3 separate regions of the Mus musculus genome follow, and all the other regions are linked to region 3. A link is a loop called in an ENCODE intact Hi-C map of the cell type or tissue named here. Cell type or tissue: left cerebral cortex. All regions are shown on one strand.

Region 1 (8,000 bases), 77 kb after region 3:
ATGCATACATATGCACATAGATGTACACATAGATGTGTGCATACACACTGTTCTATCTAACCTTATAAATCATGGGGCCCTCTGATGTTATTACTGATTGGTTAAAACACCAGACAACACCCTGAACTTATGACTTGTGTGTGCCAAGAGTGAAGTAGTCTTGTGAGACAGATCCTTTGGCCTTAGGCTTGGTGAAGAATGGAAAGTCATCTGTAGGAAAGTGTGGCAGGAGGTCAGAAAGGATTTCAGTTGATTCTTAGCATCTCTGTGCCTTTGCTCAGATAGAGGAAGGAGATGGGGACCCATTGAATGAAGGGCAAGAAAGTGACGAATTTTGAGGTCAGATGTCCTCAACTCCATCATTTCCATATGTCAGCTTTATTCATAATAACCAAATGGATAAATCCCAAACCCAGCTGTCTGTCCCTCAATGGTTGATGGACAGTGTATTAATGTAGAATATGGGCGAGCCATGGATTCATTCAACATGATGAATATCAGAAATGTGTTGAGTTAAAAGAAGCTAAGCACAAGCCACTGTGTGGTTCGTGGCTGAGCACTTGCCTAGCATGAGCAAGGGTCTGGCATTAATCTCCAGCGCTGGAAAGATAAATTTGAAAGGAGAGGGTATGGGAGTTGCCTGGAGAGGCAATGGAGATGTTTCTCTATCCTGACTGTGGGACAACCCAGTCCTGGCAAAACTCCCTAACAGAGAATCTTAAGGGAGAACATTCCTGCTGATAGAAATGAAACCTCAAAGAACTTGATTCGTGTTCTTTTGAGACAGGCTTTCACTATGTAACTCTGGCTGGTCTGGAAGTTGATATATAGGGCAGGTTGGCCTTGAACTCAGAGAGTCACTTGCCTCTGGTTCCTGAATGCTGGGATCAAAGATATGTGCCACCATGCCTGCCCTAAATTGAATTTTCCCCCCTTAAGTGTTTTTGCTTGCATGTATTTCTGTGCACTACCCTCATGCAGTGCCTTGGAAGGTCAGAAGAGGGCTTCAGGTCACATGAAACTGGAGTGACAGATGACCTTGCACTGCCACCTGGGTACTGGGAATTGAATCTTCCTCTGGAAGAGCAACCATTGAGGAGACATCACTCCAGCACTTTAAGTTGATTTTTTTTTGGGGGGGGGGGGTGTTCGAGACAGGGTTTCTCTGTATAGCCCTGGTTGTCCTGGAATTCACTTTGTAGACCAGGCTGGCCTTGAACTCAGAAATCTGCCTGCCTCTGCCTCCCAAGTGCTGGGATCAAAGGCATACGCCACCATCGCCAGGCGAGGGGAAAAACTTTTTTAAGTTAAAAACTTTGGCTCACCTTGGGGGTGTAGTTCCATCACAGAGCATGTTTCCTCTGTACAAGAACCTGGGCTCAACCCTCAGTAGCAGGGAAACACCATACTCATATAAACATAAAAGCAGCCCAGATCACATCAATAGTACACAAAGATAACATGTTTAAAAAGTGAGGTGGCTCAGCAGAGCCTGGAGGTCTGAGTTAATAATTCTGAGTTAATCCTGAGGACCCACATGGTGGCAGGAATGAACCAATTTCTGTAAGTGGTCCTCAGACCTCAACATGTGAACCCATACACTGGAAAAAACACACACACTCACACAGAAATAAACAATAAAATTCCTAGATGCAAAAAGACAGGAAATTTATTGTTTTTTAATGGCCAAGGAAAGAACAGAATGGTAGGAAGATGCTGTAGGGCCCCAATTTGACCTTTAATTCCCAGCATTAGGGAGGCAGGGGCAGGAGGAGTTCTGTGAGGCCAGCCTCAAGTAACAGGACAGCCAGGACTACATAGAGTAACCCTGTCTCAAACAAAATATCGCTCCCCTTCCACTCCTGCCAAATCCAATAACACAAAAAAGTGGTCAGCATCTCAAAGACACTGAAAGGCTGTAATAAAACTGCAAACTTAGACTCTTTCATTGAGATAAACACATCAAAGGCACTATTTATCGATCTTACTCTTTTTTGGTGGTGGTGGTGTTTTTTTTTGTTGTTGTTGTTGTTGGTGGTGGTTTTTTGGTTTTTTGTTTTGTTTTGTTTTGTTTTGAGGCAGGGTTTCTCTGTGTAGTTCTGGCTGTCCTGGAACTCACTTTGTAGACCAGGCTGGCCTCAAACTCAGAAATCCGCCTGCCTCTGCCTCCCAAATGCTGGGATTAAAGGCATGCGCCACCATGCCCAGCTTGATCTTACTAATTTCTATTTTAAGTTGTTCCAGAAAGTAGGGTGGGGGGAAGGCACAGCCCTTCATTCACTAGATTAGTGTGAGGCTCTGTAGCCAGAGACAGTTGAGGAAAGAAACCCCGATTTAACAGAAGTTTCAAAGCAGCTTTGGTTCTGTTGAGCCTCCTTTTAACTCCAGCTACATAAGTTACACGCCCCCCACCCAAACACCTTACAAAACAAAAGTCACTCGTGATTTGGGGCAAGTTTCCGGAGTTGTGGAACTGTCCCTTTACGCCCCCACCCCCACCCCCTGCCACTGAGACCCAGCATTTTCACCACCAGAGTGAGATTCCTCATGGCTCTTTCCAGTCAGTCCCCGTGTCTGGGAGCAACTCCACAGCGTTGCCTTTTCTGGACCGGTCATAAAAATGCAGTCATACCTCGTGCGATCTTTGGGTCTGGCTTCTTTCATGTAGCAGGACATTTTTAACGGACCTTTCCATTTTTATCCTTACTTTGTTTTCTTTTGGAACTCCTGGAAATGGTTAGCGCATTCTGACCCTCTGTCCACCCGGTATAGCTGCACAGACTTCAGCAGGTCCCGCTCAACCGAGTGACAGATGTACACTTTGGCTGGTCCACAGGCTGACTCAACAAGAACAGTTTTGCATGACATTTTCTTCTTTTAATTATAAATTTTCCCCGCACTCATTTTGTGGTGGGAACAATTGGAACTGGAGCAACTTTTATTCCGGACGTCCTTAGCACACACAACCCTCTCCGCGCCTAGTATTCACTCTCCAGCCGGCTTTTCGAATGGGGGAACAGCATTTGGCGCGAGACTCTAGGGATATTTTCGAAGAGTCCGGACGAAGGGGACCAACAATTAAAACGCTTTCTCGAGTTAAGAGTGCCCGAGTGTGAGACACTCTTGTTCAGGATGGGAGGGTCTCCAGCATAGATTCTGCAGCTGCCCAGCCCCCAGCACAATCACTAGAACCCACGTTCTGATACCAAGCAAAGACGCTGTGCAAGATGCGGGACGCCCGCAGCCAAGGTAGAGAGGGATGAGGACCAGGATATAGGAGCACCATCCCAGAGATGACTCCGCTTTTATCTCTAATGGGGCTTTTTAATTCGCAAAATAACTAGAAAGTTTTACTTAATAAGGAATATATTTGCTAACCTACCATGAAGCCTAAAGGTCCTAAAGGGACTCTCGTTTCATGTCCAGCGTCCCGGCCGTTTGTGGCTGGCGGAGGCGGGGAAAGTCCGGATGGGCGTAAGCGCGGGGCTCTGCTTTCTGCGGGGCTCAGAGGCAGCACGAGACCTGCCTAGGAAGTGTGGCGAAAGCCACCTGGGACCGCGTGAACTTTGAGGCAAAGAGCACCGAGGACTGGGGTGAGTCCCGGGGCGAGGGGTGCGGGCATCTCGCGCGGGAAGCTGGCGAACCAAGCCTCAGCGGGAGAGTTCTGTGCGCTGATGCACCCACTCGGCACCGACGGCGGTTGAAAGACACCAGCTGAACCCCGGAGGTTTGGGGTTCCGGGAGGCGCAGCGGGCCCAGGGGCCGGCCACCCGGCGGACTACAGTCTCCAGAGTGCCCCGCGGCGCGGGCGGAGCCGCGAGCTCCCGCAGCCAATTGAGGGGTCTCGGGGCGCCGCAGAGCAGGTGGAGCCGGCGGGGACAGGCGCGCGCGCGGGTGCCGGGCGTCCTGCAGGCGGGTCTAGGAGGGGGCGGGGCGGGGCGGGCGGGCCGCGGTTCCTGCAGCTCCCTGTGGCCGCTGGCGCACTCGGCGGGTGCTGCGCTGCGAGGAGGGCGGCTCTCCGAAGCCGCGGGTCCTGTCGTCGCGCTCCTCATCCAGCATGGCTTTCGCCAATTTCCGCCGCATCTTGCGGTTATCCACCTTCGAGAAGAGAAAGTCCCGTGAATATGAGCACGTCCGCCGGGACCTGGACCCCAACGATGTATGGGAGATCGTGGGCGAGCTGGGAGACGGCGCCTTCGGCAAAGTCTACAAGGTGAGAGTTCCGATTGCTGAGCCTACCAGGTCCTGCGAGCCCCTGACCCCCACTCCCACCCCCCGCACAGCTGCTTCTGAGCACTTCCTGTGTGCCCTGTACAGGGCACAAAGGGACGTTTGTAGGATCGAGGCATCCCAGGGGGCTACCGGAGGCATCCCCAGGATCACGGTGATAGGGACACATCTTTTAAAGAGGGACTATACCGATGTTGTGGGAATATTCAGGCTCTGGGCTGTGCCTGCAAGGGTTGGGAGTTGAGGACACTTCTGAAGATGAGCCTACGATCGGTACTGGGGAGGTCAGAAGGGCCCTGGAGTAAGTGAGGACAGGCTTGGGATTAGAAGGCTCAACGGAAAGCGAGGACAGGGTCCTGTGAATGCAGCTGCAGGGCACAGATTTGGCTTCTAGTCGCCTGAGTCACCAGAGGCTCCCTGTCTGCAGTTACCTCTCCCCTGGAGGAAGACAGGCTGAGGAGGAGTGGGTGGGGCATAGATGATTCCATATAGACACGTGTGCAGACGGACAGCTCCTGGGGTTTGGTCCTCTGAGCCAATTCTGAGTGCCTGGGTTGTTGTTCAAAGTACCTAACTCATCTTGACTCCACCCTTTCTCATTTCCTCCTCCTCAACACCCTCCCCCTCCCCCGGCTTCCCCAACCAGGCTGCTCAGGCTGGTCTCCCAGATCTACTTGCCTCAGTCTCTGGAGTAGCTTGGACTGTAGGTTTGGCCACTACAGCATAGCATCCCCTACTTTTATTGGGAGACTCCCATAGTTCAGCTGTCTTAGCTGCCCTCCAAAGCCATATGTCATTGTCCTTGGGGCTTTGGTAGTTAGAGGCCTCACTGACCCTTTCAGGATGCTGGACCCCAGAAAGGGCTTTTCCAGTTCCCCAAGTCGGGCCATGCTCCCTTTGACTTGAAATTGATATGCTAGCGTTGGTCTGCTTCTCGCCCCAGAAGTGTGCTCCCTAGGAAAGATGCTATAGCATCCTTGGGAAGCTTGTAAGGAACTAAGACTCTCAGCTGGGCGTGGTGGTGCACACCTTCAATTCCTGCAGAGGCAGGCAGATCTGAGTCTGAGGCTAGCCTAATCTACAGAGTGAGTCCAGGACAGCCAGGGCCACACAGAAAAAAACCCTGACTCAGGGTGACACAAACAGAAAACCAAAGCAAACAGAAAGAAGCTTAAGACTCGGGCCCCACTCAGCACTCAGATTATAGTGCTCCAGCAGCTTGGAGCAGTAGCAGTTTGGAGGCCAGTCAGACCCTTGGAGACCTCCTCTCTGAGTTGTACTTCCTGTGGGAGGGCTGAGGAACCCCCACTAGGGCAAAGTTCCCCAGTGGGAGAGTCAAGCAGAGGTCACCTGGCCTTCCAACTGAATGGAACACTTTGGCTGAGGGGTTTCTCCATATTTGAGGGCTACCGGGCCAGTCTACCCTTTCATCGGTCCTCCAGGCCTTGCTCCTCTGCTGCATTCTAGTGATGTCAGGAAATGGTCCCCAGCCTCTCTCTCAGTCAGCTCTCTCTGATGCTGCCTGCTCCTGCAGAGGTGCCTTGACCGCCGTGAGAGCCCCCAGCCTGACTCACCGTCTCTAATGTTCAGCCATTTTTCCGTCCGTGCATGCTCTTGGCTCTCCATAATTTTTTTTTTCTCTCTTAGGGACTTTGAGTCACCTTCTTGTGTACCTACTATGTGATGCTCTCAATTGTCACTTCAGATCCTTCTCCATTGTTTACAAGTTTCCTGTAAAGCCTCCTGCTAGACTGCAGGACCTCATCTGTCTCTAGTTTGCCCTCCGTCCCCAAATGCCCTGTTCTGGATTTCTGTGGTTCATTTTTTATTTAAACTTTAGTGCAGAACTTTGCTTTCTAAAAGGCAAGACTCTCCATTGTCTTTTCTGCTTGCTGGGTAAAACTCTGCTCTCCGGTCACCCACTATTTTGTTGGTTCCTGGACAGTCTGTCAGGGTTGGTGATGGGTTGCACGGACAAAGATGGCCCCCTGCGGGCTGGAGAGATGGCTCAGCGGTTAAGAGCACTGACTGCTCTTCCAGCGTCCTGAGTTCAAATCCCAGCAACCACATGGTGGCTCACAACCATCTGTAATGAGATCTGACTCCCTCTTCTGGAGTGACTGAAGACAGTTACAGTGTACTTACATATAAAAAGCAAAAACAAAAACAAAAAACCCAGCTGGCCCCCTGAGACTATAAAGGAGCAGAGACACCTCTGTTGACGCAGTGCTGTGCCTTGCATGCAGCTCATTCTTTGGGTGTTTGTGGTGATGCTCGCATTGTGTGTATAGAAATGTGACGTGTGGTGGCTTGGGATGTCTGAGGAGGATGACAGGTGACTCTCACTGTTAGGTAACTACTAGGAGGTGCTCTCTAGTGTTATTTTAGAACACATTTGAACATTTTAAAGTTTCCCACAGAGCATCCTACTAGGCTGGCCGCAGCTCATCTGTCTTTAGTTTGCCCTCTCTTGACTAAGTATCTTTTCATTTTGTGTTTAAGGGTTTTGTTTTGCTTGTTTTGCTTTGTTTTTGTTGAGACAGGATTTTCTGTGTGGTCTTGGCCGCCCTGGAACTCACTCTGTAGAGGGGGCTGGCCTTGAACTCAGATATCTGCCTACCTTTTCCGAGTGCTGGGATTAAAGGCGTGTGCTGCCACCACCTGACAAGTTTTGTTTTTGTTTTTTGGTATTTTTGTGCCCATAAGTGTGCAGGTGCCCACGCACACTTGTGTGAAGGGTAGAGGTTGACATTGGGTTTCTTCGTTAATCACTCTCCACAGCATTTTTTGAGACAGGGTCTCTACTGAGCCTGGAGCGCACAGATTGAGCTAACTACCTGGTCTGAGAGCCCCAAGGATCTTCCTGGCTCTACCTCCTGGACTTTGGGATTACAGGCTTTGTACTGCCATGGCTGGTACTGGGATCTGGACTCAGGCTTTTTCTTGTGAGGCAAGCTCTTATCAATGGAGTCATCTTCCCAGCTATTCATTATGTGGTATGTTTGTTCAACATGGCTCTGGAAAGAATAGGTTGATACCATACATATGTGATCTATGCCTAAACACACTGTGGAGCCCAGGCTGTCTGTGATTATGTAAGCACAAGCTGAATCTCTCCAGCCCGCAGAATCCCGGATGATGATGCATTTGTCAGGTGTGCCCGCATTATTGAGTGACATATGTCCGTGTTGTCACCTTGACCTTCTTCTCATGTGTTATGCGTTTTAACCGAAGTTCATTCCTGCCAGTCCTCAGCCCTCCTGGAGGACTTCCATAGGCTTTTTTCTTTTTTTTAAACTAAAACCTCTCAAATCAAAGGCCATGACCTCTAGCTACTGTCTGGTTCATTGGCCTGGATTTTCTGTGTAATCTTGGCTGTCCTGGAAGTCGTCTGTAAAGGAGGCTGACCTCACACTCAGATACTCGCCTGCCTCTGCCTCCTGAGTGCTGGGATTAGAGGAGTGCACCCGCCCTCCACGCCTCCCCTCTGCTTTCTGACAAGTCTTTCTTTGTCTGTCTGCCTGAGCCTGGAGAGAAGGGGGCTGATTTAGTCCAGCCATCCTCACTCCATTCTTGTGTGATGCAAAGTTGGTTCTGAAAGAAAATCATTTCTGGCTCATTACTCGAATTCAAAATGAGGCTCATGGGTGACATGTTTTCAGAGTTCTTGTCGTGAGCAGTCATTTCTGTGAGATGGGGCAGAGGGGAGAGGAAGTGTTTAGTTCTACAGTGGAAGGCACTGTCCTCAGCACAGTCTGGTGCAGAGGGTG
Region 2 (8,000 bases), 62 kb after region 3:
AGCCTCAAATTATTGCTCTCTTCATAATTCACCCTTCCAAGTGCTGGGGTTACAGTATAAGCTTCCATGCCCAGTTCCATACCATCTTGGGTACTACAAGTCCTCCATTATCTGCTCAGGTCTTAAACATTTGTTAAGGTTTGTATCTTCATGCCCCGCTTTGGGTGTGCTAATGTACATGGTCTTGTAGTTTCAGACACCATTGTTTGCTGCTGCATGTGGGGCAGCCAGCTTTATAGATTAACCTTAATGTGATGCTCATTGGATCTGAGATCATTTTGTTGATTCTTCAGATTTTCTAGGTCAAGACCCCTTTGGGGACATATATCAAATATCCTGGTATCAGATATATTACAATTAATAACAGTAGCAAAAATCTGAAGAAGCAACAAAAATTATTTTATTGTTTAGGGGGGTCACAACAACATGAGAAACTGGATTAAAGGTCACAGCATTAGGAAGGTTGAGAACCACTGGCCTAGAAAAGCTACTAGTAAAGACATTTCTGTTCTTTCCTTCCTAATCTGTCTTGCACTAGCCTAGTTCCTAATCTTAATGAGAAATTTAACCTTTAAGTTTAGTGTTACAGGATTTTTTTTTAACTTTTTTTTTTTTTCAAGACAGGGTTTCTCTGTATAGCCCTGGTTGTCCTGGAACTCACTTTGTAGACCAGGCTGGCCTCGAACTCAGAAATCCACCTGCCTTTGCCTCCCGAGTGCTGGGATTAAAGGTGTGCACCACCATGCCCGGCTCTTTTTTTTTTTTTTTTTTTTTTTTTTTGTAGGTACGTTGTCGCTGTCTTCAGACACACCAGAAGAGGGCATCAAATCCCATTACAGATGGTTGTAAGCCACCACCATGGCTGGAACCTCTGGAAGAGCAGTCAGTGCTCTTAACCACTAAGCCATCTCTCCAGCCCCCTAAAACTGTTCTTTATGAAGCTAAGAGGTAGTATTGCTGAGAGTTTTTATCAAGAAGTACTAGATTTTGCCAAGTGGGTTTTTTTGCTTATGATACTTTTTTGCTTAACCTAATGCTATGAATTAGCAAATATCTAAAGATTGAGCCAGTCTTGAATACTTAGAATTAATTTTGACTTGAGAGTGGTATGTAATGTTTTTTAAGTGTTGTATTTGACTTACCTCATATTTTGTTGAAGATATTGCAGTCTTTTCTTGAGATTAGCCTTTAGAGGTGTTTTGTGTTGTGTTGTTTTGTACCTGTAGCATTAAGGTACAAAACATTAAGGTTTCTCTGTATAGCCCTGGCTGTCCTGGAACTCACTTTGTAGACCAGGCTGGCCTCGAACTCAGAAATCCACCTGCCTCTGCCTCCCAAGTGCTGGGATTAAAGGCGTGCGCCACCACCGTCCGGCTGCTTTCTGTTTTAAAAAGTTATTAGTTACTGAATCAGTTTCTGTTGATAAGACCTACTCAGATTGCCTCTACATTTGTAAGCTTTGTCAGATAATGTTTTTCAGAGAATTGTTTCATCTAGTGGATCAAATTTGTAGGCATGGGGGTATTCATAGTATTTTTTACGATTCTTTTAATGTCGATACATGTGTAGCTGCACCTGATGCACAGTCCCGCATGTGGTTTCTTTTGTTCCCACTGCTGGAAGCACAGGCGTTTTCTTCTGTTTGCAGGGAGGGAGTAAGGATCCACGGTGATAAACTGGCAGGGCCCCATGTCTGCCAGAGTCCTCTTAGAGCTTTTGTCTTGGCTTTCCTGCTCTGATTCCCTAGCAGCGTACCTGTCGGAGTTTCTGATGAGAGAGATAAAGCTGACAGCACTGAGTAGAGAGAAGCACACTCACTGAAACTGTCCCTGTCCCCTCTCTCTGCAGGTGCACTGACAGAGTGCTACGATGAGCTGGGGAACCGGTACCAGCTGCCAGTCTATTGCCTGGCACCACCAATCAACATGATAGAGGAAAAGAGTGACATAGAGACTCTTGATATTCCTGAGCCACCTCCCAATTCTGGACACGAATCTCAGCTCCGCCTGCGGCTCTCCACAGGCAAAGACCTCAGGCTCGTGGTCCGCAGCACAGACACAGTGTTTCACATGAAGAGGCGCTTACACGCCACAGAGGGCGTGGAGCCAGGCAGCCAGCGCTGGTTCTTCTCTGGCAGGCCTCTCACGGATAAGATGAAGCTGGAGGAGCTGAAGATCCCCAAGGACTATGTGGTGCAGGTTATAGTGAGCCAGCCTGTGCAAACCCCAACACCAGTGGAGAACTGAGCTGGACTTGCCTTCTTCCAAGATCCCGTGGCTCCTTTTTATTGTTACCATTTCTTACTCTTAAGGCGTGAAATTTATTTTCACTGCTCTGAATTCCCTATGAATGGATTTAGTTCTGAGGAATTACCAGTGAAAAATTCCATCTGTGATGGAGACCAACAAAAATAATAAAACACACAGAGCCAGCCTCTGATACTCTTATAATTACAATTTCTAATTTGAAAGACAGTTAAGAAATAGATAACCATTTATTTTAAAACATTTATCAACTGTGTAATGGCTGTATTTAAATGATCTCGAATGTAAACAGACACCAGACCCATCAAAAACAGCACCAAGCACCTTTTGGACACAGAATTTTTATGACATACATGTCAAATTTTTTTTTTTCCAGAACCATCAATAACAGTTACAAAACCTAATCTTTTTTTTCTTTTAAAGTGGAACCTAAAAGAGCATAGAGTTTTGCTTCTCTTCTGGGTTTGTAGTCCTACCCACCAGGAGGCAGTGAGACTGGGAGTTGTCAGTGTTCCTTCCCCTCCCACCAAGTTCTGCTCCCTGTTGACATGCACTCAGTCCTGTGGCCGTCATGCTGGCAGCGGGCACCCTCTGGCGCCCTGAGCAGCACGTTAGTAAGTAGTTAGAGCTTGTATTCTCAGTTGAGAAGTTTCTAGTCTTGCTTCATAGTAATCTTAACATATCTGTGGACCCAGGCTTGACAGCTAGCTACTATGTGATGTCTTTGCTGACCCTGATGCTCTGCGTGACCATTTCTGTAGCTTCCTGGCCCCGCCTATATATTCCTGGGCCAGGCAAGACAGAAATGGAGTATAGCTGCTTCCAGTCCAGAATGAAAAGCAATCTTCTCCTTCCTGCCTGCAGGGAATGTGAGTAAAACCCTCTCTGCCTGTTCCTGGGAAAACTGTGCCTATTCTAAGCCTTGGAGAAAATTCCAATTCAAAATGTTCGTGTGTGATAGCTAACTAGTGTCATTTAAACTGCATTGGTGGGAACAGATGGTAGCGCCTGGCTCAGACTGGAGTGCTTTCACTTAACTCTGACTCCAGTCACTGTGGTGGCAGGGTTCCTCCCACACCTTCCCAACAAAGGTGAATTAACCTCCATCTGCACACTGGGCTAAGGGACTGAACATAGTAAATCAGGCTCACCTTCTCTGGAGAAAGCTGCCAAGGGTTATATTTAATCTGGAGCCTTTTAAAAGCTGTTTTTGCCAGGCATGTTGTACCTGCCTTTAATCCTGGGCCTTGAGAGGTAGAAAGAGGCAGATCTCAGAATTTGAGACCAGCCTGGAATACACAGCTAGTTCTAGGCCAGCCAGAGCTACTTAGTGAGACTGTGTCTTAAAAAAAAAAGTTGGTTCCCTGAGAAGGGGACTATCATGTGACCACACTGTCTCTGAAAGTTTGTGAGATGTGAACAGTAGATGAAAGAAGGGTCTGTGCTTTTCTCAGTCAGGAAATACCAAACCTCCTATTCGGATATAAAATGCCATTCATAATTTTAGTGGCAGAATGAAACCTCTAAGCAGTTTAAAATGTAATTTTTAAGTATTAAATTTCTTATAGCCTGTTTAAATATATCTATAATTATAACTTACATTTCTGAGAACTTTAACCATTTCCCTAATTCTGTTCATCATTTAGTTTGTGATTGTATCTAATTTAGATTTGGTGGTGACTGATCTAAATTCAGAAGTGCACACACAGCTTTAGCAACCAAGGATGCCCACATTTCCATGTGGAGGCTCTAGGGTATTCCAGTGCATCTCCCTCCCACCATCAAGAAGGTTGGTTCATTTGTCATATTGAATAACAGTATCTCAAAGTCCGTCAGTTGGAAAAGTGGTTAAACCTATTATTTTTCTAAAGGAAATTTGATGGTGTCATGAATAACCTGATTGTTAAAAGGTCTTGTTTCTTGAGGGTTTGTCCTAAGAGATTTGTGGGGTCTTTTGGTTTTTGTTTGTTTGTTTGTTTGTTTAAATTTTAAAGGAACATATACTTTGAATAACAATCCTCCAGGCATGGTGAGAAAAAAACCTAGGTGCTGGAAATTGTCAATAGGTTAATAACCTAGGTGAGAAAAAAACATGGTGCTGGTAATTGTCAATAGGTCGATGTAAGATTGGATCAATACTTGATGTGTATCATTTTAGTATGTAGGGGTTTTGTGCTTTTTTTAAAAAAAAAAATTCAACTTTTCTCTTTGTCTTTGCCATTATTTCTCTATACAGCGACAGTTTCCTGCATCCTATAGGAAAGTGTGAAGTGTTCTCTCTAAAACCGGTAGTGACCACCAAACCTAAGCTCTGCTCCACCACATACTGCAGGTCACTTAGAGGTGTGCCTCACCAGCACTGCTGCCTTGGTCTAAAATAGGTTCACCATGGCTCAGTCGCTACTACTTGCTGTGCTGCCAAGGCAACACTGGATTCCAACACTCAGCCAGTTGGGCCAAACTGGGGAGCTCCAGTTTCAGTGAGCGACCCGCCTTGAGAGGAATGACACCCAGTGTCATCTCTGGCCTCTGCATTCACATACTCAAACAATGGTGTATATATCTTACTTTGTGTGTATTGTGCTAATTTTTCAAGTTTTTCATAGTCAAACCTTTTAAGTCTCATCAGGTGTGGTTGTGCTCATCTCTAATCCTAGCACTTGGTGGGTAGAGGCAATCTGAATTGGAGGGCAGCCTGCTCTGCCTGTGGCGTTCCCAGCCAGCCAGGGCCTAAGAAGGGAGTTCCTCTCTTTAACAACACATCATCTGTTGGACTTTTTATGGCCTCTGGGTTTCTTAAAGGGCCTTCCCTATTCCAAAGGATACTAGCCTCTCATTTAGTTTTCTTTCACTAACTACTTCATTGTTTTCTGGAGCTTATGAGTGTGAAAAGATTAGACCATGGCCCCTTTTCCTGAAGCTGCTTGATAATTTTTATCTTTTTCGTGGTGGTGGAAAGGTAGCCTTCTTAGCAAATGGGCATCACTCAGCTGGTCTGACCCTGTGCATTTTTCTTAGAAAGGGAATCCAGCTGATAGCATCTTTGGAGATGGCTAGTATCCTGTGACTGCCCTTGGGGTCTCTTATGATAGGACCTGTTAGACTGTCATCTCTAGTTCTGTGACAGGAGCCTGGGTAACTTGTCAGAGGTTGGACACAGTTGACTTGGCCTTACTTAGTCTGAAGTGTGAGGTCTAGGATGGGGAGAACACATGAGAACCAAGCACTAGGGGAAGAGGTGACTGCTTTGCTTAGCTAATGCCCCTCAAAGTTCCTTCTAACAGACAGTGATGTGGAAGAATCTGCCTGTGGACCTGGGCTAAAACCTTTACCAGGCCAGAGAGTCTCACCCATAGTGTCCCCCTGCCCCTCCCCATTGCCTGTGCTCTAGAACACTCATGTGACTAGGAACTTGTAATGCAGTCTGAAAACTGCAGACTCAGAGCACCGATATACACAGCATGGAGCCCAGGGCCTCACAAGTATCACACTGACGGCTGAACGGCTCTCCAAGCCCTGCGCATTCGCTGCTAATTTTTTTTAAGTCACTAGGGAAAAAAAAAAAGCTGGAGCTGGAGAGATGGCTCAGCGGCTAAGAGCACTGACTGCTCTTCCTGAGGTCCTGAGTTCAAATCCCAGCACCCACATGGTGGCTCACAACCATCTGTAATGGGGTCTGATGCCCTCTTCTGATGTGTCTGAAGACAGCTACAGTACACTCATGTACATAAAATAAATAAATTTGATTAAAAACAACAACAACTTGGAACTCTTTATAAAACAAAAAGCTTGTTCTTGCAGAGGACCCAGGTTTGATTCCTAGCACCAGCATGGTAGTTCACAACTCTCTGTGACTCTTCTCAGTGCTGTCTTTTGACCTCTGAGGGCAGCCTGCAATCACACAGTGTGCAGTCATATATGCTTAAGCAAACACATTACTCAAGCACATGAAATATATAAATCTAAAATAAAATGCTCTATAGCAAAGCAAACTCAGATTGGTTATTTTCTTTGTATTTCTAGTCCCAACACAAACTAGATTTGTTTGACTGGTTTGTTTGAATTTTAGTTTTTACACAGATTCTCATTTATAAATTATAATTCCTGACTCCCTTCTAGAACTACCAGGAGTTTTGTGCCTTGAGACAGTTCTTGCTACAAAGCCCAAGATGCCCTCCTAATCAATCTATGTCTTCAGCCCTTGGGTGCTGCAAACACACAATTGCCATTGACCCATCATGAAGATGCTTAAAAAAGGAATGTTTTAAATTTTGATGGGTTGTCAAGATAGCTTAGCACTTGCCCCAAAAACTAACTAACCCTTGTAACACACAAGAAGGATCAGAACCAACTACAACTCCACATGTATATAACACACACTGAGTGCTTCCACAGAAATTTGATGCTGGGGCTGGAGAGATGGCTCAGCGGTTAAGAGCACTGACTGGTCCTGAGTTCAAATCCCAGCAACTACATAATGGCTCACAACCACCCATAATGAGATCTGATGCCCTCTTCTGGGGTGTACTCACATAAAGATAAATAAATCCTTTTAAAAAAAAAAAGAAAAAAAATCTGATTCTGATGTTCTGTTCATTAAAGCTTTACAGTGCCGCCCGACTCCCATGGGAAAAAAGACAGGTTAAGTACTCTCTCGAGCTCTCCCGCCCCCTCCCTCACCTCCATTCTGAGTAAAGGATATAGTGCTGTGTCTGCTCTGGGAGCCGTTATCCTTTACTCAAGATGCTCAATACCGTCTGGGACCATCAAAGGCCTCTGGAGCGTTTTCCCAAAGAATCACACCTAGACCCTAAAGCTGCCCCCTGACAGAAGCCATCTAGTCTCAAAGAGAACTAACACTTGTAACATAAGCTCAGTGGTGAGGCCTTTCTGCTTGGCCAGTCTCTGGCTGTCATTTTTCACTTTGGAGTGCCAGCCTGCACAGAGTGTCCCTGGCTACCTGGCACAGACACTGTAGTAACCACAGACTGTTGTTAATGTTGGAAGGGCATAGGGACTGATGAGGTTGCTTGCAATTCCCCCAAAGCAATACCTTTATCTCTATAGAAGGGATTGAAATGACCAGTTCTACCTGGGATTTGGTTTTTCCTGGTTCCCTTCTCACTGTGGTACCATGGCAAGAAGCACCTACTGCCAGTTGCATTTATCTTATTCACAAACCTGTTAGCCAAATCCCCCATTTGTTAATGAGGCTTTACAATAAATAGCTGGATTTCATGGTTCCCAGTTTGACTTGCAGATAAGGGTCTTGGGTGAGCTGTTTCTTCATACATTGGTGGCATACCAGGTTTGATTATGTTATTGAGTATCAGGTCAGTGGTATTGGGGACCCTCAAAGTCTCTGGTTGTCTTGAGGTCAATTAGAATGTTATAAATGTTAGGTCCTAGGTAAAATAATGCTACCTGGATATCCTGCCGTTATAAGGAAACTTTTTAATGCCAGGATTGTTTACATATTTGATTATGTTCCGTGCCCTTGAAAACCAATCGCAGTAGAAGTCAGTGGAACTGTTTTGTATGCCCACAATAAGATTGGACCTGAACTAACTACCCAACAGCACTTCCTGCACCTATGTATAAGCTTTTATGGTATCTGCCTTTATAAGCTGCCCCTAGGATGGACCCCAACATAAGAGAGACACCTGCATCTATTTAAAATAAGACTTCCATTTTGAGGAGGGGGTCTAGTAAAGTTTAAGTTCCCAAGACCTCCCT
Region 3 (8,000 bases):
GCCCAGAATAAACAAAACAAGCTTAGAAAAGAACAAGCCATGTGCAATAATAGCAAATATAAGTAGTTCCAGCTCCCCTGGAAGCTGGGGGCTGGGGTGGCCTGGGGGTGGGGCCAGGGATGGGGCTATGATGATTTGTGCCCAGGAATCTGAGGTTAGCCTGAGAAACATGAGACTGAAAGACCCGCATCTCAAGAGAGAGAGAGAGAGAGAGAGAGAGAGAGAGAGAGAAAAGGAACAAATCTAAAACTTACTGTAGAGCTACAGTAACAAAGTCCACCAAACTTGAATAATCATGGCATAAAGATCAATGACTTAAAACCTAGAGCTCAGGGCTGGTTGCGGGCTACAAGGGTAGATAGTGTCCAAAACAGCAACAATTGTGAGGCCAGGAAAAAAAATACCCTTCTAACACATATGGCTATGGATTAAATTTGTTTGTTTGTTTTTCGAGACAGGGTTTCTCTGTGTAGCCCTGGCTGTCCTGGAACTCACTCTGTAGACCAGGCTGGCCTCGAACTCAGAAATCCTCCTGAGTCTGCCTCCCGAGTGCTGGGGTTAAAGGCATATGCCACCACTGCCCAGTTGGATTTAATTTTTAAATTTTTATTACTTTGAAAAATCGTAGGGGAAGTGTATATTGTACATTGTTTCTGAAAGTTATTACAGAAGGTTATTAGGTGTGTGTGTGCTGTGTACATTGCTTGTGTGTGCACATGAAGGACAGAGGTTGACATTGGGTGTCTTTCCTCCATTGCTAATCACCTTTTTTTTTTTGGTCTCGGCATCAAGATTGGCCCCGACCGGCACTCACATGTACCCGCCCCACACAAAACTCAGTGGACAACCCTTAAGAAATGACATCCAAGGTTGTTTTCTAGCCTCCACAGACATTCACATACACATGAATAAACACACACACACACAGTTGGGCATAATGGTTCATGCCATTAATTCCAGCATTCAGCAGAAAAGAGGAAGGCAGATCTCTGTGAGGGTGAGGTCAAAGCTATATAGTGAGACCATCTCAAAGAAAAGGGAAAGGGAGAGTATATATAGCAATAATTTATCTACAGATAATCATATATATATATATATACATATATAATCATAGAGATATAAATGTATGAACATGTTTCTTAAGTGTTAGATTGGGCAAGCAATGAATTTAGATAGGTGAGGCTAGATATGGAGTAAACAGAGGAGTTAATACGGTGCCCCTACAGAACTTGGAGTATTACTTGTTGGCCCTGTTTTACCGGCAAGAAGAAACCTGGGCTCTACAAAAAGTTAAAGTCATACAGGGAATACAAGATGGAAGCCAGATTCCAACCCAGGAAGTTAATAGCAGATCTGGGGCTGAGTTACAGCTACATGACTCTGCTCCTGGGAACATGTGTCTCTGTTCTAAGATGCAGGCAGGATGGCGAGCAAGCACTGCTAAGAATCTTTCCACTAGATTGCTCTCTCTTGCTGGCGCCAGTGTACTGCTCAGCAGAAAGCCCTTAGCATTTGGGTGCCTACCATCTGTTTAATAGACATCGTACAAGTCTTGGTTGCTGCAATTTCTGGAGTGAAATTCAGGACAAAGCAATCTCTTTGCAAATTCTCAGACAGCCTCTCTCCTTCAGGGAAGAGATAAAGTGACTAGTATCTGACAACGTGAGCATTCAGCTGGGAAGGATCAGATAGACGGCTCTGTGACACGGCTGTTACCAAGCCCTTATGGAAAAGCAAGCTCTGAAAATCCGTAACAACATCTAACTGTATACTGCTTATTTTTTTCAGAGCTCAGGCCTACAGTGACGGTAAAGCTAATCCTTCAAGCATTAAGACAAAATAGTGGACTTCTATTTCAGAGCCATTTCTGTGTTTTCATATAAACCCAGAGCTTTGTTTGTTTAACCCAAATTTTTGCCTGCCTAGCAAATGAATACCAGGCCGCAAATTTTAATTTGGACTTTTTCTGAAAGCTAGACTCCCAGATGTGAAATAACCCCACTCAAATGGTAGGAACATTTTTAAAGCTGTTGATTGGCACTGCCAAACCTTTGCAAAAAGATTGAACCAATTTACACTCCCACCAGCAGTGCATGAGAATACATTTAAATGCAAATCCTAAGAAGCAGACTGTCTCTTTCTTAGGTATTTCACTTAAAAAAAATTTTTTTTTTAATGCTAAGCAAAAGCTGACCCAGGGTTTTATAAAAGGAAAGTCTGGCATAAAAGTGGAACAGCTTAGGCAAAAAAAAAAAAAAAAAAAAAGAAAAAAAAATGCTTTCAAAGACCCAAGCACCCAAGCAGGCCGATAAAAATGTTAAGGCGCCACAGCAAGGAGCACAACTCCAAAGGGGCCATTAACAGTTTGGCTTAGGTTGGGATGGTAACCGCCAAGAATGTTGGGCGTGGTCAATGTACCAAATTCTAGTTTATAAAATGCAGAGTATTAATATTAATACTTCACTTTGTTCTAAAGACGACTTAAGATGTCTAATGCCAGGATCTAGAGTGGTAGTATTGTCGGTAAAGCGAAGCCTGTGGGAACGATACACACACCCGTGCCCCTTCGCTCCCCGCACGGGACAACAGGCCTGCACAATCAGAGAGCACCTCTACCAAGCGGGCGCAGTGATGGCAGGGGCTGCGGACCTGGGGTAAGGGAAACCCAGACTCGGTGGCCAGCTCGCTGCTTTCCACAAATTCAAGGGGTGCAGGGACTTGCGGTCAGGCTAACCCCTCTAAGCACGCCCAGCCCGTCTACGACCCAGAGTCTCCTACGACTCCTCGGTACCCTCTCCCACCGGCCACACCAGAAGGAGCCCCACCTCGTCCTCAAGTAAGGACGAGCTGGCCACTTCGTCCTTACTTGAGTCCTCCCCCTTCTTTCCGGCCCACCTCCGCTTGCCCCCTACTCTCCCGGCCTCGGGCGCTCGTCTCCACTCGGTTCTGCTCGGTATTCTCCGCCCCCTCGGTGCATGCAGCCAATCAGAGCGCGGCCCCGCCCCTCGAGGCCGTTCCAGCGGGCCGGCCGAGTGCAAGCCGAGCCCGGCTGAGGGTGGCGCCGCGGGCGGGGGCGATGGGGCCTGGCAGCCGGGTGGCGGCGGCGGCAGTGGTGGGGCTTGCCTAGACGCGGGGGCGCGGGGAAGTGAGGGGCGAGCGGGCGCTGCGGCCCGCCCGGGATGGGCCAAGCCCGGCCTGGCGGGGCCGAGCGGGAGCCGAGGAAGGCACGCGGGCCGGGCCTGCGGGCCAGGCGGCCGGGGGGCTGAGGTAGAAGTGGGCGCGGAGGAAGGGGCTGGGCGAGGCGGTGGGAGGAGCGGCGAGGGGGCGGAGGCTGAGCGGCGAGAGAGCGGCGCCTGGCCCGAGGCGGCGACGCGGGAGCAGGCTGAGGCGGCGGCCGGGACGAGCGCCCTGAGGTGGCGGCCGCGGCCCCATGGGCGGGTGCGTGGGCGCCCAGCACGACTCTTCGGGCAGCCTCAACGAGAACTCGGACGGCACGGGAGGTAGGTGGCGCCAGGGGGCAGCCGCGGCCCCCCATTGTTCGCGGCGGCGGCCACCTGTCCCGACCCCGCGCCCCTTTGTCGTTTCTGCTCTGCGTCGGCCCCGCCACGCGCTTCGGGCCCCACGCGGGACCGCGGGCCTAGGCCTGGATTGGGGGGTACTCTAGCTGGGAGGACAACTCGGCTGCCGGATTGCGGCTCGTGGGGCCGGGGAGGGGGACAGCCGGGAGTGCCCCCGACGGGCCCCGCCGCACCCCCAGCCCTTCCCGCGTCGGCAGAGTTGGCCGGGCTCAGCTTTCCTGAGTTTCGGATGACAGCTGCCCCGGTTGGTTCCAGTTTCTGGAGCTGGGTTGGGGAAGTCTCCAAGTGGCCATGGGCAGTGTTTTATGGAGGAGGGGGGAGACGATCGGCCCGAGGAAAACGTGGCTCTCTGCTGCTGCCAGGGGCGTTAGCCCAATGTGCCGTCGGGGCGCACTCGTCAAATTCCGATGTGTCTTACGTAAAAGGAAAACGTGCAGGATAGAAAGTACCCCAGTATAAGATTAGTGCTTTGAGTAAAAGTTTTTCCAACGCGACTCGCACTTCTGGGTTACCGTAACCGTGATGAGAGGTCTCTTAATTCCATTCGTAGTCGTTGTAGAGGGATAGGAGTGGTAAGATTGACTCTGCTTTTATTGACCTTAAAAGTGCGGAGCCCATCCAGTATATAGAGTGTGTAGAAGTTCGAACCTTGTAGAAAAGAGCCACCAACCAGGGATAACATGATTTGATTCGAACCTTGTATTGGGTGCCTTCAAATCGGGTGCATATTTTAAAGTTGTTTAGTTGCATGAGAATAGGCACATCTTTTCACACCTTGAGACGACTCTTAGGCACCCAACTTTTGTACAAGACATTTCCCTTTTTACGTGATGTTTTAGCCGTTCCACTTCACTAAAATCTCTGTCACTAAATGTTGGGCAAGTTATTTGAGAACTCAGTGAAAACTGTCGTGAAAAAGTAGTCCATGGAAATGCTCCTTTGTAGTGGATTTCACGTCACAGCCTATTTACTTGGTGAGGTCCTTTTGACAACAAAGCCCAAGTGTAGAAAGGGCGTGATACCACTGGGCTGAGGGCAGATCAGTGATCAGATGGTACCAGTTAAGCATGCTAGTACTTACTAGCATTCAGTATAACTTTGACATATGTTAAAATTATAATATTCCTTTAAGATTGAGCCTTTTGGCAGTGCAACTTAGGATCCAATCACAGTATTAGCATGAGCTTTTAGAAGCATGAAATCCTAGCTTTAGATAATTTCTACCAGTAGCCTACAGTTAGATAGCTCTAATATCTGTTTCTTTCAACATTTAAGTTTTCTGGACCATAATCTGCAGTTTTTCTAAAGAGAAGTTTTAAAAGAGGGAGTACCCCGTCTTTTTCTTCTGGGGAAAGGACACGGGATAGCCCTGATGTAGCTGGCAGAAGACGGGTCTGTAGGGGATAAAAGAATTCTTTCTGGAATTTAATTTTGGAAGCCTTTGTTCTCCATTACTGTCATGAGAGGTAAGAGCTAACTGGAGCCAGCAACTCTGAAGGCTGGAGCTAGATGATCTTAAGCTCCAGGCCAGACCTGGCTGCATAGCAAAACTGTGTTACCAAAAAAACAACAAAAAGTTACTGTAATATGTGTTTCAGTTTAACATGTTAGCAGTTCTTTTTTGTTGTTGTTGTTTGAAAGGGAATGACTTTTTTCCTAAGGGTGTTAGCAAAGATCTTAGCTTTTCAAACATCAGCAGTTTTAATCTGGTTATATTGATTTTTATCAACATGGAGTATAATGCAGCCTTCAGATGTATTTCATGATGGTTAACATTCATAGTGCTATGTGAGCACCACCATTTTAGAATGACCCTAGCCTTTCCAAGTCAGCTGGCTCATAATAGATATAATCTGAAATACTTGGATATTGTATTTTCCTTTTCCTTCTGGATCCAAGTATTTTTAATGTGAGTATAAAATATCCAAAAAAAAAGTCATCTTAGGTAGATTACTTCTGTGAAAGAATTTGGAGAATTCTTACAGAACATTATAACACTATGGTGATGGCTTAATTTTCACACTAAGACTTGTGTTTGAGTTTTTTGGTTTGGTTTGGTTTGGTTTGGTTTGGTTTGGTTTTTTGAGACAGGGTTTCTCTGTATAGCCCTGGCTGTCCTGGAACTCACTTTGTAGATCAGGCTGATCTTGAACTCAGAAATCCGCCTGCCTCTGCCTCCTGAGTGCTGGGATTATAATTTTTTTTAAAGATTTATTTATTTATTGTATGTAAGTACACTGTAGCTGTCCTCAGACACTCCAGAAGAGGGCATCAGATTTCGTTATGGATGGTTGTGAGCCACCATGTGGTTGCTGGGATTTGAACTCGGGACCTTCGGAAGAGCAGTCGGCGCTCTTAACCACTGAGCCATCTTGCCAGCCCCGAGTGCTGGGATTAAAGGCGTACACCACACTGTTTGAGTTTTTTATGCTATCTAGAGTTCTTCTGGTCTACCTTATCTAGAATTCAGGTTTGGGTTTTAAGGTACATAGGCTTTTTTTGTGTGTGTGTGCCGAATTTGAAACAAGACAGGTCTTATAGATTCAAGATTAGCTAATGTACTCCCCACACTTTCATTTCCTTGAGTCTTCCATGGTTGAGGCATTTTTAAATAGCGTATTCTCTATGGTTCTCTTTTTAATAACATTGTGAAGCTGGACTTGGTACTTAAGACCTGTAGACAAGGGGTAAGGGTATGTGTGTGTTGCAAATATAAATGGAGGACAGACAGTTTTTGGTTCTCTTCTTCTACCATGTTGGTCCCAGGGATTGAACTCTGGAGCCTTTATTCTGGTCCCTTTATGATTTTTTAGAAATAAATATTTAAGGAGAGCATCAATACAATTAATTGGAAACAAGCCAGTGTGCTTATTTTTTAAGTTTATCTCTTTAGTGAGCTCTTTAGTGACACCCAAGAGAACCAGTTCTGGTATTTGCAGGTTCCTAGGTTCTCAGGAAGCTAGGCAAGTGCTGGACATGTGTTGCCTTAATCACTACTTCAGGATGTCTTTGCATCGTTATGGAGTTCTTTCAGATACCCATTTATAGCAGCCTTACAGACACCTACTCAGTGAGTAACAGTGTCTTTGGAATTATAAAATCTACTGTATTTATCTGGTATTTATTATGTAACGAGTCCTGTGCTAAGGGGTTAATAGATGCATTGAGTCTACAATTCTTTGAGATGAATATCAGTCAACCTATATTGTAGGTGAAGATTGAAGCCTGAAGAAACTAAATAATGTCCTCCATGTCATATAGAATGCTTAGAATGGCAGTGAGAGTTTTTTATTCAGGACTGAAATTAAAAAAGCTTTCCTCCTTTTCTTGTTTTATTTAAGAAACTACCATAAAATGTGGTATTAACCTTTTTTGTTGTTTGTTTTTGTTACTGTTATTAAAGACAAGGTCTGTCTGTGTAGCCCTGGCTCTCCTGACTCTGTAAACCAGGCTGGCCTCAAACTCAGAGATCCGCCTGCCTCTGCCTCCTGGGTGCTAGATGCAGTGTGCCACCACATGTTGATAACTATTTTGAATGCAGTTCAATGTTCTATAACTGTCATCACCATCCACATCCACATTTCTTTTCTTCAGAGGCTATGTCTCTCTCTTCTCAGTCTCTTAATGCACCTTTTTTTTTTTTAAATGATGTTTACCTGTTCAGAATGTTTCATATAAATGGAATCTCATAGTAGTCTTTCCTTTGTGGTTTATTTCACCTAACATAATCTTTCTGGGCTCATCTAATAGCAGGTGTCAGTATTTAATCTTTTTATGATTGAATAATATCCTGTTGTAAGTGTGTATACATTTCTCTTACCTAGCTGCCTCTTGCTTTATATTTGAGTTGTTTCTACATTTTGGTGCAAATAATAAATTTGTGAGCTTCAGTTGCATAAACATATATTTTCATTTCTTTTAAAAAAAAATACCTAGAAGTAGAACTGTTGGGGAATTATGACGATTCTACTTATCTTTTTGAGGACCTGCCAGACTTTTTTATAGAGCCCATACTTGTCTTACATTCCTACCTGAAATCTCTCTGCAATTTCTCTCCCTCCTCACCAGCACTTGTTATTTTCCATTTTTCAGGACATCGCAACTCTAGAGGTTTTGAAATGCCATGTCCTTCAGGTTTGGTTTGAATTCCCTGATGAGTTCTGCTATTTGGTATCTTTTTATGTACTTGATAGCCATGCATATACTTTTGGGGAAAGTGTCTACCCAAGCCTTTGGCTCTGATGCTGGGATCTTTATGTCAAATACATCCGTGCAAATGTTTTTCCCATACTGTGGATGATCTTTTCATTTTCTGGATAGTTCTTATTTGTTTTGTTTTTTGGGTTTTTTTTTTTTGTACAATTGTCTGTAATTTTAATAAAGTCCAATTAATTTTCTTTTATGGCTAACGCTTCCTCTTTG

The links. Hi-C counts contacts between places; a loop is a spot of excess contacts. Peaks named below come from ENCODE experiments on the same cell type or tissue, not always from the same donor. Only the 100,000 strongest peaks of a DNase experiment are listed, where the experiment ranks them.
Region 1: a loop joins it to region 3, with 4 times the contacts of the local background. A loop is called at or near these places in 14 of 42 quality-filtered maps.
Region 2: it touches region 3 in a loop (3-fold over the local background); 10 of 42 quality-filtered maps call a loop at or near these places.

Annotation. Positions count from the first base shown.
Region 1 is chr11:32,529,347-32,537,346 of GRCm38, forward strand. Stk10 (serine/threonine kinase 10) reads left to right here and starts at 3,920. Exons shown (of 19, transcript NM_009288.2): 1 at 3,920-4,213. The coding sequence starts at 4,058. It also overlaps a transcript of Efcab9 not described here. In left cerebral cortex, CTCF peaks have their summits at 993 (motif pointing right) and 3,989; DNase peaks (open chromatin) are centred at 2,878, 2,949, 3,842, 4,749 and 1 more place; H3K4me3 peaks cover 2,784 bases; H3K27ac peaks cover 1,034 bases.
Region 2 is chr11:32,514,242-32,522,241 of GRCm38, forward strand. Ubtd2 (ubiquitin domain containing 2) reads left to right here. Exons shown (of 3, transcript NM_173784.4): 3 at 1,849-4,468. The coding sequence ends at 2,246. Among named protein-coding and RNA genes, the nearest start is that of Efcab9, 9.3 kb to the right of the region's middle. In left cerebral cortex, CTCF peaks have their summits at 833 (motif pointing right) and 3,106; DNase peaks (open chromatin) are centred at 1,961 and 3,230; H3K27ac peaks cover 583 bases.
Region 3 is chr11:32,452,047-32,460,046 of GRCm38, forward strand. It overlaps Ubtd2 (ubiquitin domain containing 2), which reads left to right and starts at 3,324. Exons shown (of 3, transcript NM_173784.4): 1 at 3,324-3,500. The coding sequence starts at 3,431. In left cerebral cortex, CTCF peaks have their summits at 3,494 (motif pointing right) and 3,693; DNase peaks (open chromatin) are centred at 1,527, 2,036, 3,002, 3,853 and 3 more places; H3K4me3 peaks cover 2,875 bases; H3K27ac peaks cover 2,622 bases.